Linked DNA regions of Homo sapiens: regions 2 and 3 are each linked to region 1. A link is a contact called in ENCODE Hi-C or POLR2A ChIA-PET data. All regions are on one chromosome and are shown on one strand. The core of a region is the stretch at or near the end of the contact, and the rest is flanking DNA. Distances in the headings are between cores, read along the strand shown.

Region 1 (4,906 bases), core at 1,738-4,237:
GACAGGCAAGCTAAGGGGAGACTTAACTCTTCCTGGCCACAAATTAAAGTTGAGTGGCAGGCCGGGCACGGTGGCTCACGCCTATAATCCCAGCACTTTGGGTGGCCGAGGCGGGCGGATCACGAGGTCAGAAGATCGAGACCATCCTGGCTAACACGGTGAAACCCCGTCTCTACTAAAAAATACAAAAAATTAGCTGGGCGTGGTAGTGGGTGCCTGTAGTCCCAGCTACTCAGGAGGCTGAGGCAGGAGAATGGTGTGAACCTGGGAGGTGGAGCTTGCAGTGAGCCAAGATCACACCACTGCACTCCAGCCTGGGTGACAGAGCAAGACTCCGTCTCAAAAAAAAAAAAAAAAAGTTGAATGGCCAATAGTTCTTTGTAGCCTATTGAGGAGTGAACAGGTTTAAGTAAAAGAAAACATTTCTTATGATTCATGGTCTGAGTCCAATCAGACTGTTGTGGCAAGGGCGAAACTCCTTTCCAAACTTTGACCAAGGGGCCACACCAGACTGGAGGATGCGGATACAATAACATGCCCAGTTTAAACTATTTTGACAACAATACTGACTGCATTTGGAATCAGCTCCAGCTCTAGCCTACAGTTATAACTGTGGGCAGTAAATTAACTTGTCTGGGCCTCAGTTTCCTCATCTATAAAATAAAGGCAACTGAGCAATGACTTCTGTGGTTTTCACAGTTTTGAAAATTCACATTCTGTGATATTCATAAGTAATATAGAGGCTGTCTTTAACATGCTAAAATTTATTTCCAGTGAAAGGAAACACAGTAAACATGCTGGGGAAATTGGCATTTGATCTAGGCTTGATGGGCTAATGTCATGGGCTGGGAAAACTGGGGAGAGGTACAAGATCCTTATGGGGAAGTATCTGCTTCTGAGAGAAAGGTGGGGAAGAGAATGTAGGATGTTCCAAAGAGGAATGTGTGGAGTGGGAGAGGAACATGAGAGGGGTCAGCAAGCCACCTAGGAATAAGGACAGGAAAAAGAGAGGAGACGGTGGAGTGTGAATCGGGGTAAGCTGATTGCTATGGTCTGGATGTTTATGGCCCGCCCCCCCTCCCAAATTCATATGGTATTTAGGAAGTGGGGCCTTCTGGGAGGTGATTAGGTTATGAGGGTAGAGCCTCATGAATAGGGTTAGTGCCCCTATAAAATAGGCCCAAGGGAGCTAGTTAGTTCTTCCAATACGTGAGATCACAGCAAGAAGGCACCATCTATGAACCAGAAAGTGGGCCCTCACCAAACACTGAATCTACCGGCACCTTCACCTTGGACTTTTCAGCCTTCAGAACTGTGAGCAATAAACCTCTGTTGTTTATAATGTATCCAGTTTATGGTACTTCGTTATAGCCGCCAGAATGGACTAAACTATGGATTAAGATGAAGCTTTAGCTAAGGGACTAAGCAAAGGACCTGATCTAGACTCAGAACAGCTGAGGAGACCCCCTGGAAGGCCTGCCAGGAGATCAACTGCAACTTGAAACCAAGAGGACTGGGGCTGTACTCAGGTAGGACAGGGCCCCAGTTCTTCAGAGCCCTGAAGGTCTGAGAGCACAGCTTTGCCTTGAGACAGCCTTGGTTTCCGCTTTGTCTCTGTTACTTAGTAGCCATGTGATCTTGGGCAAGATGCTTATCTTTGTGAGAATATAGTTTCCAGATAATAAAATAGGGGTAATATATCTACTTCATAATATTTTTGTGAGGATTAAAGGTGGTTATGTGCTTGACACATAGTAAGTGAGGATAAACTGCTGTGATTCTGATTTTGGCTTGGGAATGGAATTAAGGCAGAATAAAAAGAAACATCTGTGACCTTGTGGTTTACAGAAAAGCCTGAAATTGGACTCCTTTTAATAATGATGTAAACTGTTACACAGCATGCTCATCTATGTTTCCCCATTTGATCCTCAGAATTTTTTTTTTTTTTTTTTTTTTTTTGAGATGTATTCTCCCTCTGTTGCTCAGGCTGGAGTGCAGAGGCATAATCTTGGCTCACTGCAACCTCTGCCTCCCAGTTTCAAGCAATTCTCCTGTCTCAGCCAACCGGGTAGCTGGGATTACCGGTACTCACCACCATGCCCAACTAATTTTTGTATTTTTAGTACAGATGGGGTTTCGCCATGCTGGCCAGGCTGGTCTCAAACTCCTGACCTCAAGTGATCCACCTGCCTTAGCCTCCCAAAGTGCTAGGATTACAGGTGTGAGCCACTGCGCCTGGCTAATCCTCAGAAATATTTAACTTTGAAGTGGCTATTGTTAGCCCATTTCACAGATGAGAAATCAAGACCCAGAGTAGGAAATGCCTTGTCTAAGCTCTGTAAGTTGTAGAGTTGTGATAATTACTTGTCTTCTGATCTCAGTCACTACTTTTTTTTTTTTTTAAATAAAAAGTAACATCTATTTCATGGGAGTGACATAGGAAGAACATGGAGCCAAATCAGTTTTTAAAATTATAACCGGGTTAGCTGAGCAATGTGAGACTGAACTTGCAACTTGCTGTGCTTGCTGGTAGTTGTCTACTGGTAGTCCCTTGTCCTAGAAAGGTTACTAGACACTAACTGGTACACCAGCCGGCTGAGAACTGTGCTGAGAGAGAAGGGAAGACTGGAGTGGGGCTCCTAGGCACCGTCTTCAGGGAGAAGCCCCTTTCACTCCCATTCTGCCACCAACCCCTCCGATACAAGCAAAGTAAGGCTAGATTAGCATAGCTTTCTGCTTGTCACACCTGCTGAATGAGCAGGATTCTGCCGTTTCTATCTTTAAGTAGAAACATTACCACTGATTTGTAGTCATCGCACTCTCCAGGAGTCCTTAATAAACTTTAAGATCATTACTGAGTCACTTAGCTCTTCTTTTCCTCTTCACAGAGTTACCAGTTTTCTGATCTCTCTTACAGACTTCCTTTCTAACCAGCAAAGCATGCTTGTGACTCTCCTCTCCTACTTCAGATATTGATCTCAGGGCTGAACATTCACATCCAGGGAGGCAAGACTCACTGCTTCTGAGCCCAAGAAATGGATCACCCTGCTGAGCACTGGCTCTGTAGCTCCTCGTTTCTTTCTCACTCCCAAATGCACTTGGACACTCTCTGGGGCCCTTTTCTGCACTGGGACTGTAAGAAAAGGGCTGATATTTTCTTTTCAAAATAGTTTAGATAGAGTCCTTCTGGAAGCAAGGAATATGACTAAGTGATTTCTTAAAGTCCCTTCCAGCCAGTGATTCATCAGACACAGAATTTTAAGCTGGAATGGCCTGTAATTTTCTGGGCCAAATGTCTCATTTTTGCAAATGAGGAGAGTGAGTTCTATAGAGGTTGAGAATTGTGAGGGCTGCTTGCTATGGTGGACAGATCATGAGATTTGAAGTTAGAAGTTCTGGGTTTTTTTGTTTACTTTCTGGGACAGAGTCTCATTCTGTCAGTCAGGCTAGAGGGCAGTGGCACAATAGTAGTTCACTGCAGCCTCGAATTTCTGAGCTCAAGCGATCTTCTCGCCTCTGCCTCCTAGGCAGCTAGGACTACAGGTACCCACCACCACACTGGGCTAATTTTATTTTTTGCAGGGATGGGGTCTCACTATGTTGCCCAGGCTGGTGTCAGAACTCCTGGCCTCAAGTGATCTTCCTGCCTTGGCCTCTCAAAGTGTTGGGATTACAGGCTCATGCTTATGAGCCACCGTGTCTGGCAGAAGTTCTGAGTTTGAGGTCAAATTCTACCACTCACATGCTTTGTGACCTTGAGCAAGTCATTAACCTCTAGAGCTCCAGTTTCCATACTTGCAGAATGGAAATAACGCCACCTGCCCTACCTGCTTCCAAATGTGGTTCTGATGATCACATGTCATATTTGGGAAGGAAATGATCAAATGTAATACAGTGCTTTATCAATGTTACATTACTAAATAGCTGGTTCAAGGTCACATAGTGGCAAAACCAGGATCCTCAATTCCAATGTAGTTTGATTTCCATCATACAATGTTGCCTTCTTGACATTTTTCCAATTCTATAAGATTTTCTCATCAGGTGCCACACTAATTTGGTCTCCACATGTTTTCCTTTAAATCCCTGGACACACACACAGACTCAAACTGCGGGAATCCAGGCTGGCTCAGATGGATCACAGACCAGCAACCATGAAGGGTTGGTGGGAAGATCTCAGGCCTTCCATTACATCACAGTCATGGCCCTCAGACCCTGGGTTGATGGCTGCCAAGGGACTGGGCATGCTCACAAACATGCTTTCCATGGCACTTCTCTAGCTAGTGTCATAACACCGAATTGCAAGTTGGAGCTGGCTATCTGATAGCTTGTAATGGACTATTAGACTATGGCATATGCCTTGAGGATTGAAATAGGATGAACCTGAGCCACAGAGTGAAGTGATAATAGATACTTTAAGTTCATGCTGGACAGAGATTTGGGAACCTGTTCAGAGGTAATAGGTGGTTTACTGTGCCAGTTTGTGGTAGCCCACATAGGAGAGGCAGGAGATGGCTGCTTAGTCTCACAAACGAAGTGTTGCACCCAAGTGTTATGTGTTCCCATGGACCGCTAATGAGAAGGAGCCCCTGGTCTCTGAGCCCTAGCATCACCATTCTGGCATTGGAAAAGATCGACCATGCTTTATTTGGCCCCATTATTAATCGTAGGGTATATTGAACCCTTAGGAGGTTGAGCAAAACCATCTCTCCCAGTCAACAAGAGACATGGATACACTGTCAGTACTGATATGCTGTGGCCCTCGGGTACCCTGGGACAGACTGGCCCTTGTCTCTTTCATAACTGATGGCTTCCCAAGCTTGACATGAGAAAGAAACCTTCTTTCAGTTATTGGAGAGAGTTGGGTCTCTTCTCTGGCAATGGTATTTGGCCCTTGAAGAGCACAACA
Region 2 (4,906 bases), core at 1,434-3,933, 180 kb after region 1:
TATTGATTGTCTAATGTGTGCTAATAGCTGCTTTCAACCTACAGAGCTGGGATGTTATGAAGACTAGCTAATAATAGGTAACATTTAGGGCTTACTGTGTATTGGTGATATTCTAGATATTTCACGTTTTTCCAGAAACCCTATGAGAAAGTGTACTGTTACTATCCCAATTTTATACATATAGGAGAACTGACTCATACAGTGTCTTGACTGGAGTTAGACGGTTTTCAGAGCCCAGATCCTGAATTACTGTGCAATAGTCTTTTTAATGTAGGAGACAGAGCACTCCAATATTTTAATTTAGTATGTAGTACAGTAGATCTTAGCTATGTAGATTTCTCTAAAATTGTGAATTTGAATACTTAAATTTTGAAGATAAACAGTAAAAAATGAAGAACTTAGAAACTTTATTTCAGCATGATTGTCAGAATTTTAAGAGCATGCTTAAAAATGATAATTACCTTAATATATTCACTTTTATGTTATGCTGAAGATGTGCCGTGGGTGGGAGTGTGAATAGCACCCATCATAGGGTTCTGGGTATAAAAGCTGATTTCTCACAAAAGTTCATATTGATTAATTTAATTTGCTTCTTTCTCACATGATTTAGAGATGGCTAGGGATCACTGTCTCATTTGAATCTCCTTTACTCTATTTGCCTAATTGTTTTTGGAAAAATATTTTCAAATGACCATGCACGATGTTTTTGGTGGTTCTAATTTAAAAAAATGAACATATTGAACCCAAATCAATCTCCTTGTAATTTCAGTTATCCCTAATTTTGCTCTATGAAGATACCCAGATTAAGGTTTTTTTAACCTTCCATATGACAACCTTTTATATATTCGAAAATAGTTCTGAAGTCTCTGCCACAGGAGGTGAAACTTGACCATTTCCTTCCCCGATTTCTCATTCAATACGTTTTACAGATAGATTGCCATCCGGGATTTCTCACCCTGAACCTGCCATGGGTTTGTAGATATTACTCTTCATTCTCTGAAATGACAGAGCATTTTACATGGGGCTCTGTCAATCCTCAGACCTCTGGGTCAGGGACTTCCTTTGCTGCCAACTCATTTAAAGTCCAGCTTCACTGAAAATCATAAGAAATGCATTATGTGAACTACTAAGCCTGGAGCTTTCCCTCCCTCTTACCTACTTCTGTATCAGTGCAGCCAAGTTTGTGTATGCAGAAGGGGACTTTCTCACAAATGTAGATGTAAAACTTTGAAGATATGATCTTCGTGGAGTGCCTATTTCAATGCCATTTCACAGCGTGACATTGTGACTGTTCTCATCTTCTTTATTGTACGCAGGTGCACAGTAATTGCCTATCCCTGCAGGAGGTGGAAGATTTCTGCAGACTGCGTTGCCTCTGTGTGGCTTTTCAACTCCACTTACCCCTTTCTCAGAGAGCTTGTTCTCGAGTCATCACATGCTCTTGGATTAGGAACAGTGATTCTTTCTTAAAAATGGTAAACATATTTTGTTTATTTTTTGTCTGAACATGAGAGATGAAAACCATGATCACCTTTAAAACTAGAGTTATATTGGAATAATGCCAGATCTAATTAGCTGATAAATCAAGTTCCTATTTTCAACAACTTTTATTTTTGGTAGTGTAATGAGGAAAACCACAGTATATCTGTTTTATAGAAGCATGAGAGCCTCCTCTTTTTCCTTCTTATCTCTGATGAGATCTTGTTTTTGTATAATCAATCATAGAAAATTGATTGACATTGTATTCTCTTTGTAGAGAAACTCAGGAAAAGTGTTTATGAATTTATTTTTTCTGTTTTTAATAAAAGTGTATTAAAGGAAAGTTAAAAATTGAAGAAAAAATAATAATATGTACTCCTAACCCACTGTTCAAATTAATACTGTTAACGGTTAATATTTTGGTTTAATTTCTTTCATTTTTTATTTTAGGGCCTAGTTTTTGTTATGGTTGCAATCATACGATATATGCTACATATTATTTTATTGTAAAAGCATTTTCACTTTTGGTTAGCATAATTTTTAAAATTTTTAATTTTTGTGAGTACATAGTAGTTGTACATATTTATTGAGTGCATTAGATGTTTTGATACAGGCATGCAATGCCTAATAATCACATCATGGAGAATGGGGTACCCATTCACTCAAGCTGGTTAGCATAATTTTTATGGCTACTAAATACGTTTGAGTGATTGTATTGTAGTTTACTTAATCATACCTCTATAAAGGGACATTAGGATCATTTGAAGCTTTTGTATCATAAATGCTACTGGCCTTGAGGGATAATTTGTAATGAATTACCTTGAATAGATTTTCTGAAATGGGAAAAGAGATGATAAGCCAAAAAGGTATGGAAAATTTGAGGATCTTGATAGATACTGTCAAATTGTTATCATAGACATTTTAAAACCAGTCTGTCAGGCAGCTGGTCCACACATGTTTATTCAGTGCATATTCACTGTGATAAGCACCAAGGAAGGAGTGGAGAAAAATACAAACTCATATCTCTTCTTCTTCCATGGAACTTCAATTTGCATTATTGAATAAGCAGTAAAATGATTACAAAGGTGCTGATGGATATGAAGGAGGGACTAATGAAGCTTTGGAAATGAATGATTAAGAGATACAACCCAGTCTGGAAAGGTTGACCTCTCTGAAGAGTGAAGACAAGTGAAATGACTCATGGTCTGAAGGATGAGTAGTAGTTAGTGGGGGAAGGGAAGAGCAAAAGGTTTTCAAGAGAGGACATAGCACTTGCGAATGCCACAAGGAGCTCAGATATGTTTAGTGTGACCAGAGAGGAGAAAAGCTGATGAAGCTGAGGAGGGGGTAGGAGAAAAATCAATATAGTACTTGTTGGCTCTGTTAAGGACTTAGGAAATCCTAAGAATAATGAGAAGTGATTGAAGGATTTCAAGCTGAAATTGACATTTTTGTTTAAGAGTTCTTTGGCTGAAGTGCATAGAGCGCATTGTAGACATCCAAATATAGAGGTGAGGAAACCACCCCAGTGATCACATGGTGATGATGCTAACATGGCTAAGATGTTGGTGGCAATAGGAACAAATAGAAGTCAAAGATACAAGAGTTCTTTAGGCTTTGAAACTGACAGGGTTAAGGAACAGGATATGAGGCAGAAGGGAGAAGGAAGAGTCAATGATGACTTTCAGGTTTCTGGCTAGGCCAACTGTATGGATGCTGCCACCGAAAGAAGAACATTCTGAAGAGGAAAACAATGAGTTTGGGAAATAGTGAGTTTGAGGTGGTGGCAATGAGACTTCCAAAGGAAATATGTAAAAGGCAGTTTAAGTATTCTTTAGACTGGGAATAAAAATTTGGGACACATCAGCCCATGAGTGGTTCTGAATACCATACCAGTTATGTGTTTTTCTAGGTAAAATGAGAGGACATCTAGGTTCAGGGTCCAGAGATATTCCAGAATTTAGTGGTCAGGTAGAAGCTTAAGAATTAGAAAAAGACACTGAAAAAGAGTGGTGAAGATAGATGGTAGAAAATCTGGGAGAATATGATATCTTAGAGTTCATATGAATCATATTTCAAAAAGAAGGAAATGGTTTATTAGTGTCAAATTCTGCAGATAATATGAGGATGTTGACAAGAAAATTCAGTGACTTTAATTTAATTGCATGAAAGTCAAGGCCAATTATTATTGTTGTCATTATTATTATTGTTTTGAGACAAGATCTTGCTCTGTTGCCCAGGCTGGAGTGCTGTGGCATGACCATAGCTCACTGCAGCCTCGACCTCCCAGGCTCAAGTGATCCTCCCACCTCAGCCTCTCTAATAGATGGGACTATACGCCACCATGCCTGGCTAATTTTATTTTTTGTAGAGGCAAGGTCTGGTCATGTTGCCAAGGCTGGTCTTGAATGCCTGGGCTCAAACAATCCTCCTGCCTCAGCCTCACAAAGTGTTGGGATTATAGGCATAAGCCATGGTACCTAGCCAAGGCTAATTATTATTAAGAGCTGTTTTGGTAGAGTGATGGGGTACAAAATCTATGGAATATTCAACAATAGTGAGTGGATGGGTATAAAATAAAGGTAGTGGAGGCAACTCTTTCCTTGGAGTTGGTCTTAGTTCATCTGTAATCTTTTTTTTTTTTTTTGAGGGAGACCAGAGTTTTATTATTATTCAATTCAGTCTCCCCTGAGCATTTGGAGATCAGAGTTTTTAAGGACAACTTGGTGGGTAGGGGGAAGCCAGTGAGCCAAGAATGCTGATTGGTCAGGTCAGAGATGAAATCATAGGGCGTTGAAGCTGTCTTCTTGCACTGAGTCAGTTCCTGGATGGGGACCACAAGATCAGATGAGCCAGTTTATAGAGCTGGCTGATGTCAGCTGATCCATCACGTGCAAGGTCTGCAAAATATCTCAAGTACTGGCTTAGGTTTTACAATAGTGGTTTTATCCCCAGGAGCAATACTGGGGAGGGTCAGAATCTTGTAGCCTCCAGCTGCATGACTCCTAAGCCATAATTTCTAATCTTTTGACTAATTTGTTAGTCCTCCATGGGCCGCCGAGTCCCCAGGAATGAAGGGGGTTTGTTTTGAGAAAGGGCTGTTATCATCTTTGTTTCAAACTATAAACTGTAAACAAAGTTCCTTCCAAAGTTAGTTCAGCCTACACCCAGGAACAAACAAGAACAGCTTGGAGGTTAGAAGCAAGGTGGAGTTAGTTAAGTCAGATCTCTTTCACCGTTTCAGTCATAATTTTGCAATGGTGGTTTCAATCCCTACTTCTGGGTTTTATAACCTCTTTTTTTTTTTTTTTTTTATTTTTACCCACATGTTTATTTTATTTTTATTCTATTTTCATTATTTTATTTTTTCACCATTGCTTCTTGCAGCCTACTCTTTTCAGTTTCAGCCTCTTTCTTAGTCAAGCAC
Region 3 (4,906 bases), core at 1,115-3,614, 180 kb before region 1:
TCTGGCTTTTTCGAAATATTTTTTTGTAGAGATGGAGTCCCATTATATTGCCCAGCCTGGTCTCCAACTCCTGGGCTCAAGTGATCCTCCTGCCTCAGCCTCCCAAAGTGCTGGGATTACAGGCGTGAGCCAGCACACCCAGCCTTTTTTCCCTGCTCTTGACATCTATTGTTAAATTGCTTAAAAAAAAAAAAGTCAACTAGTGAAGCATTGGTAGGATGGAGCTTGGTCATTAAAATGACTATTCGTGGGCATAACACTGTGTCTCATTTTAATTTTTTCTTTGTTTGTGATAATAAACATTTTGTCATAAGCCTAACATTTTCTTGAAGCATGATCAAGGTAGCTTATTCAATAGAGTTTATATTTCAGTTTAAGTGGGGGGCAGGTTATTTTTGGAGCCAGAATACACTACATTGTAAGATCATCTACATGCCGTGGTCAATCTTTGTGTGTTCCCTATTTTGCACTCCAGTTTAGCTCTCTACCCAAACTCTTCTGGGCAGGTTCTGGTAGTTTCTGATTCAAGTGTGGGCTGTCCAATTTTGTATTTTGCATGAGAACAGAAGGATAGATTTGTTCAATTGCCAATCCTAGAGTTGCCAACAATTTAGTTATTGAGGGCTTTCAAAAGTCTTACCCAGGATGAATGTCTTCTATTTATTCCTAGTTGCAGACATAAGTAAATTGATTTCTTGGTTAATAGAAATAATTTCTCAATGTTGGTTTTGTAGGACAAAAAAAGGTTGTTTCAAATTATGTTTAGGAGTATCTGAAATTCTCCTTCCAAATCTTTGTTCTCTTCCACCCGTACTGCAAAAAAAGTATCAAAATAAGAGCAGCATTTATCCATAGGATCAGTGACATATTATTGGCCACTCTGGAGAGTTGGGGAGATGGTATTGAGAAGATTAAAACAAGTACTGACAGTTTCTTTGCGTAATTTGCCTCTTTTGACATCTTTTTCAGTAACTATCAACATATTTAAGTTAGACACTGTATCTAATGGACATTTAACTGGCTTGTTAAGAGGTAAGATTTTTCTCAAAGGATACAGTTATAATTCAGTGTTCAGGACATGTCTGAAAATGGGTTTCCAGATATTTCTGTTGGTTCTTGGAAACTTCCATCATCTTGGGCTAAAAGTTTCATGCATTACACATAAAGGGAATGTGATGGTGCGTCTAATGCACAACTTGCGTTTTTCTGTCTTTAACAAAAGCATGCTTATTATTGCCATTGCCACTGAAAGAGCTTCTAAACATCTCTTCAGACACATGTCTATAAAAAGCCAACAGAAAGGGATAGATACGATCTGTTTTTCTCACTCCAGCTGAAAGACCAGAGATACTTCTTTCCCTGTTTATTTTGTGGAACAAGTAAAACAAAAATCCTTTGCCCTTTCTTCTTTGCCTATTTTTACTCTCCGCAATTGCCTTGAGTCCCTGACACACTTCTATTCTGAAATACTTCAGCACTCACTTCCTTATTTGGTCGCTGGAACTGCTCTTTGTCTTGTTCAAACATTCTGCCAAGCTTGCAGCCTCCCTTCACCCCCGCCCCTTGCCCACGGCTCCCCCTTTTCTACACACACACACACACACACACACACACACACACACACACACACACACACACACACGGGGCTAGCTCCAACAGGTCACTCTGACTCAGCCTTCTCTGTAGCTCACTAGCCAATCCCCCATCAGTTATGCCCATTTAAGGAGTACCTTTTGGAAACCATAAAGGACCAGAGAGTTTTCAGCTGTTTAAAAAGACTGCTATGTTGCATCACTGGAAGTCACCGCAAAGCATGTATTTCACACAATTGCCCTCATCCTATGGCAGGGTATGTATTAAAAACAACCACCACCAAAAAAAACCCAAAAACAAAACTCCAGGCTGCTTAATTAGTGGTTACTTTATTCCTCAGTGTTTTGGCAGTTAGATTTGGCTGATAGAGGCAGAGTTCACTATCTGGTTAGTTGTCAATGTTCTCTAATCTATGATTCATGCCAAGCACTCCAATCTAATACTTAAAAAAAATATATATATATATATATATATATACACACATACACATATAACATAGGTCTAAGTAGATGTGCCAATAACACAAAGTAAAGCTCTGGGTTCCTAAGCGAAGAACACACATTTTCAATAAATGTTCCCTTTGCTCTCTTGTGTTGAAAACAAGCAGGCATTTGGAGTGCTGAAGGCTATTTTCTGGTTTCTCTGCTCAGATGTGAGTGAGGAAAGCACGGCTCTCTGCATTCCCTATTTAAGAAAGAGCTGTAATGGTCCCATCCAATAACACAGAGCAGTGTTTCCTTACATATAAACAACTGAGAAATTCCTTGGGCAAGCACATAGCCTTTTGGTTCCCGGAACAAAGCGGATGGTGGTATTCATTATGTCAAATAAACACATCATCCACACTCCAAAGGGAAACCTGAAACAATAAGCTGAACAAAGCAGTTTTCAAGGTTTTAATCCTCTTGCAATTAGCCCTTGTCTAACTCAACTGAAAAATTAAGAGTGAGCGATTTTCCCAGAAGAAAGTACCCTTAAGTGATTAAATATCCACAGTTTGTTCCCAATACTTGTTCTGAAAAAGAATTGGAGCTCGTTTTCAGAGGCAAGTAATCTAAACATACAGGATATCCTATCGCTTAGTATTATTTCTCATTTAGCCACCGAAAATGGTCTGTACCTTCCCTCGTCCACCGTGTTAATTCCTGCAGCCCTGTTACTGGGCAGGCATTGGGCTATCCGCTCCAACCAACCTTTATAGTTTCCACTTTGATCAGAATAAGCAGCAGATCAAATCCTATAGGAAGCACGTTCTCTCCCTGCCTTGTTACCATTCAGTCGATTTTGCATATTTGTGTTCACCATGGTGACCAATGTGGAAATAGTGTTTAGCTTATGAAATTCCCAAAGTGTATTTCCCTATTTTATGGAGGACAGTTTTAGACTGGCTTGGATGCATTCTTGTTGGAGGAAGACTCAAATCCTTCTTGGATATAGGCAAGGTGTAAGTGACAAATATACTTTCAACTATTTCCACCAGTTAGAATCTCAACGAGCCTGGATGTGCCTTACAAAGTGACTTGTGGGTTCAAACTTGTTTAGGTTTTAGAGCACATGGAAGTTGTGAATGTTTGCACACTATTACACTTCATTCTATTACAGGAGCACCAAGCAATTCTGCTAAAAGAAAATGATGCTAGTGTATGCCTGCAATATTGAAACAGTCACAAGCATATGTCCATGAGAAATGAAATCTGTCAAAGCCCTTCCAAGTTAATTTTAAAATGTTTACATTTGCTCATTCATCTTGTTCTTGAAAAGAAAAATGGCAGAGGTCACTAAAAGATTAAAATATTCGCCGGGCACAATGGCTCATGCCTATAATCCCAGCGCTTTGGGAGGCCGAGGCAGGTGGATCATTTGAGGTCAGGAGTTCAAGACCAGCCTGGCCAACATGGTGAAACCCCGTCTCTACTAAAAATACAAAAATTAGCAAGGCATGGTGGTACACAACTGTAATCCCAGCTACTTGGGAGGCTGAGGCAGGAGAATTGCTTGAACCCAGGAGGTGGAGGTTGCAGTGAGCCGAGGTCGCGTCACTGCACTACAGCCTGGGTGACAGAGCGAGACTGTGTCTCAAAACAAACAAACAAACAGAAAAGATTAAAATAGCCATTGTCTTTTAGGAGAAAAATTTTAAATTGAGAAAATTATAGACATTCGGGAAAGAGGGTCACTGTTCACTTTCAGCCCAGTGTCTTCAGAAGCATCACTGGAGAACTGTTGGAATCAAGAACCTAGTCCAAGACTTGGCTTAGAGACCTGCACTCTCCTGCCGTTTTTGCTGCAACGCAGTTATGTCGCTTTTGAGGAAGTAATTTCGTCCTATGAACCTTATTTTCCACATCTATAAAGTACAGACCTCATTTTAAATCAGAATTCCCAACATGGTTCGGTTTCATCCTAACAGAAATTATACAGTTGCTTAAGGCAGTCCATATAATCTATTAGTTAATGCATTTCCACCCTCATTGTCCCTGCACTGCTGGTAGATATATTTGATACATAAATTAAGGGATTCAGAATTTCAATTCTTAGTGCAAAAAAATCAGGAATTGGTAGATTGAAATGATTTCAAATAATTTCCCCAAATCTTAACTCCCAAACTTTCAGGACAGTTGGTTCTTATATTTTTGGTGTGTAGCCTTCACACTGATAATTTCCAAATTCAGCCAAAATTTTAGGCTTAGACTCAACCTTTCTCATTGTTTTCTTGGGATCAGTCTCAAACTTTCTGAGACTGGTTTGGAACGTCTCAAAAATGCTGGCAAAATGTATTATTGATAGCGTCTTAATACATTTTTTTGTTGTTGCTTCATCCCACACTGTCTCTATCGAATTCAGAGTTTACTTTAACTTGATTCTATTTCCCATCACTGAAATTCCTCCCACTCTCATCTTCCCCTGGGCTCAGGGATATCCTGAGGGATGCTGTGAGGTTCCATAATGAAAAGGGGCTCAGAGATGTGGGGAGAAGGTTCCTTATGCACACATTATTTGGTTATAATAGCCTTTCCAAAGCTTCATGAATGATTTGTTTTTTGAGGGAGGTCCAAATATTATACAGATCAAGTTTACCATTTAAAATATATCCAATTATGCGAGACAGAATCATACAGCAGCTCACATCTGTAATCCCAGCTACTGGTGAGGCTGAGGCAGGAGGGTCACTTGAGGCCAGGAGTTTAAGACCAGTCTGGGCAACACAGTGAGACCCCCAACTCTAAAACATTTTTTAAAAATTAGCTGGGTGTGGTGGCATGTGCCGGCAGTCCTAGCTACTGAGGAGGCTGAGGTGGGGGGATTGCTTGAG

What was found. Hi-C counts contacts between places; a loop is a spot of excess contacts on that map. ChIA-PET counts read pairs that join two places held with the same protein, here RNA polymerase II (POLR2A). Pooled maps may share reads with other maps.
Region 2: a map with no recorded cell type shows a loop between it and region 1 (5-fold over the local background). The contact joins two enhancer-like sites. A Hi-C loop is called at or near these places in 1 of 37 single-sample maps with no recorded cell type. POLR2A ChIA-PET finds 5 or more read pairs at or near these places in 2 of 52 experiments (AG04449 and BJ).
Region 3: a loop to region 1 is called in a map of aorta, with 1.8 times the contacts of the local background. The contact joins two enhancer-like sites. A Hi-C loop is called at or near these places in 2 of 168 maps with a recorded cell type or tissue (IMR-90 and aorta) and 12 of 50 pooled maps. POLR2A ChIA-PET finds 5 or more read pairs at or near these places in 2 of 52 experiments (AG04450 and WTC11).

What each region holds. Positions count from the first base shown.
Region 1 is chr4:168,634,997-168,639,902 of GRCh38, reverse strand. All of the region lies in intron 2 of PALLD (palladin, cytoskeletal associated protein), which reads right to left. Among named protein-coding and RNA genes, the nearest start is that of PALLD-AS1, 11 kb to the left of the region's middle. Within about 2 kb of position 2,987, at least 8 of the 41 ENCODE cell types and tissues checked have a DNase peak (open chromatin) inside an H3K27ac peak, as active enhancers do; they include IMR-90, where a contact is called at or near this core.
Region 2 is chr4:168,449,693-168,454,598 of GRCh38, reverse strand. DDX60L (DExD/H-box 60 like) reads left to right here. Exons shown (of 38, transcript NM_001012967.3): 8 at 1,317-1,475. Among named protein-coding and RNA genes, the nearest start is that of DDX60L, 28 kb to the left of the region's middle. Within about 2 kb of position 2,683, at least 4 of the 41 ENCODE cell types and tissues checked have a DNase peak (open chromatin) inside an H3K27ac peak, as active enhancers do.
Region 3 is chr4:168,813,554-168,818,459 of GRCh38, reverse strand. The region is part of intron 10 of PALLD (palladin, cytoskeletal associated protein); the gene reads right to left. Among named protein-coding and RNA genes, the nearest start is that of PALLD-AS1, 170 kb to the right of the region's middle. RefSeq lists enhancers at 1,320-1,955, 1,956-2,590. Within about 2 kb of position 2,364, at least 16 of the 41 ENCODE cell types and tissues checked have a DNase peak (open chromatin) inside an H3K27ac peak, as active enhancers do; they include IMR-90, where a contact is called at or near this core.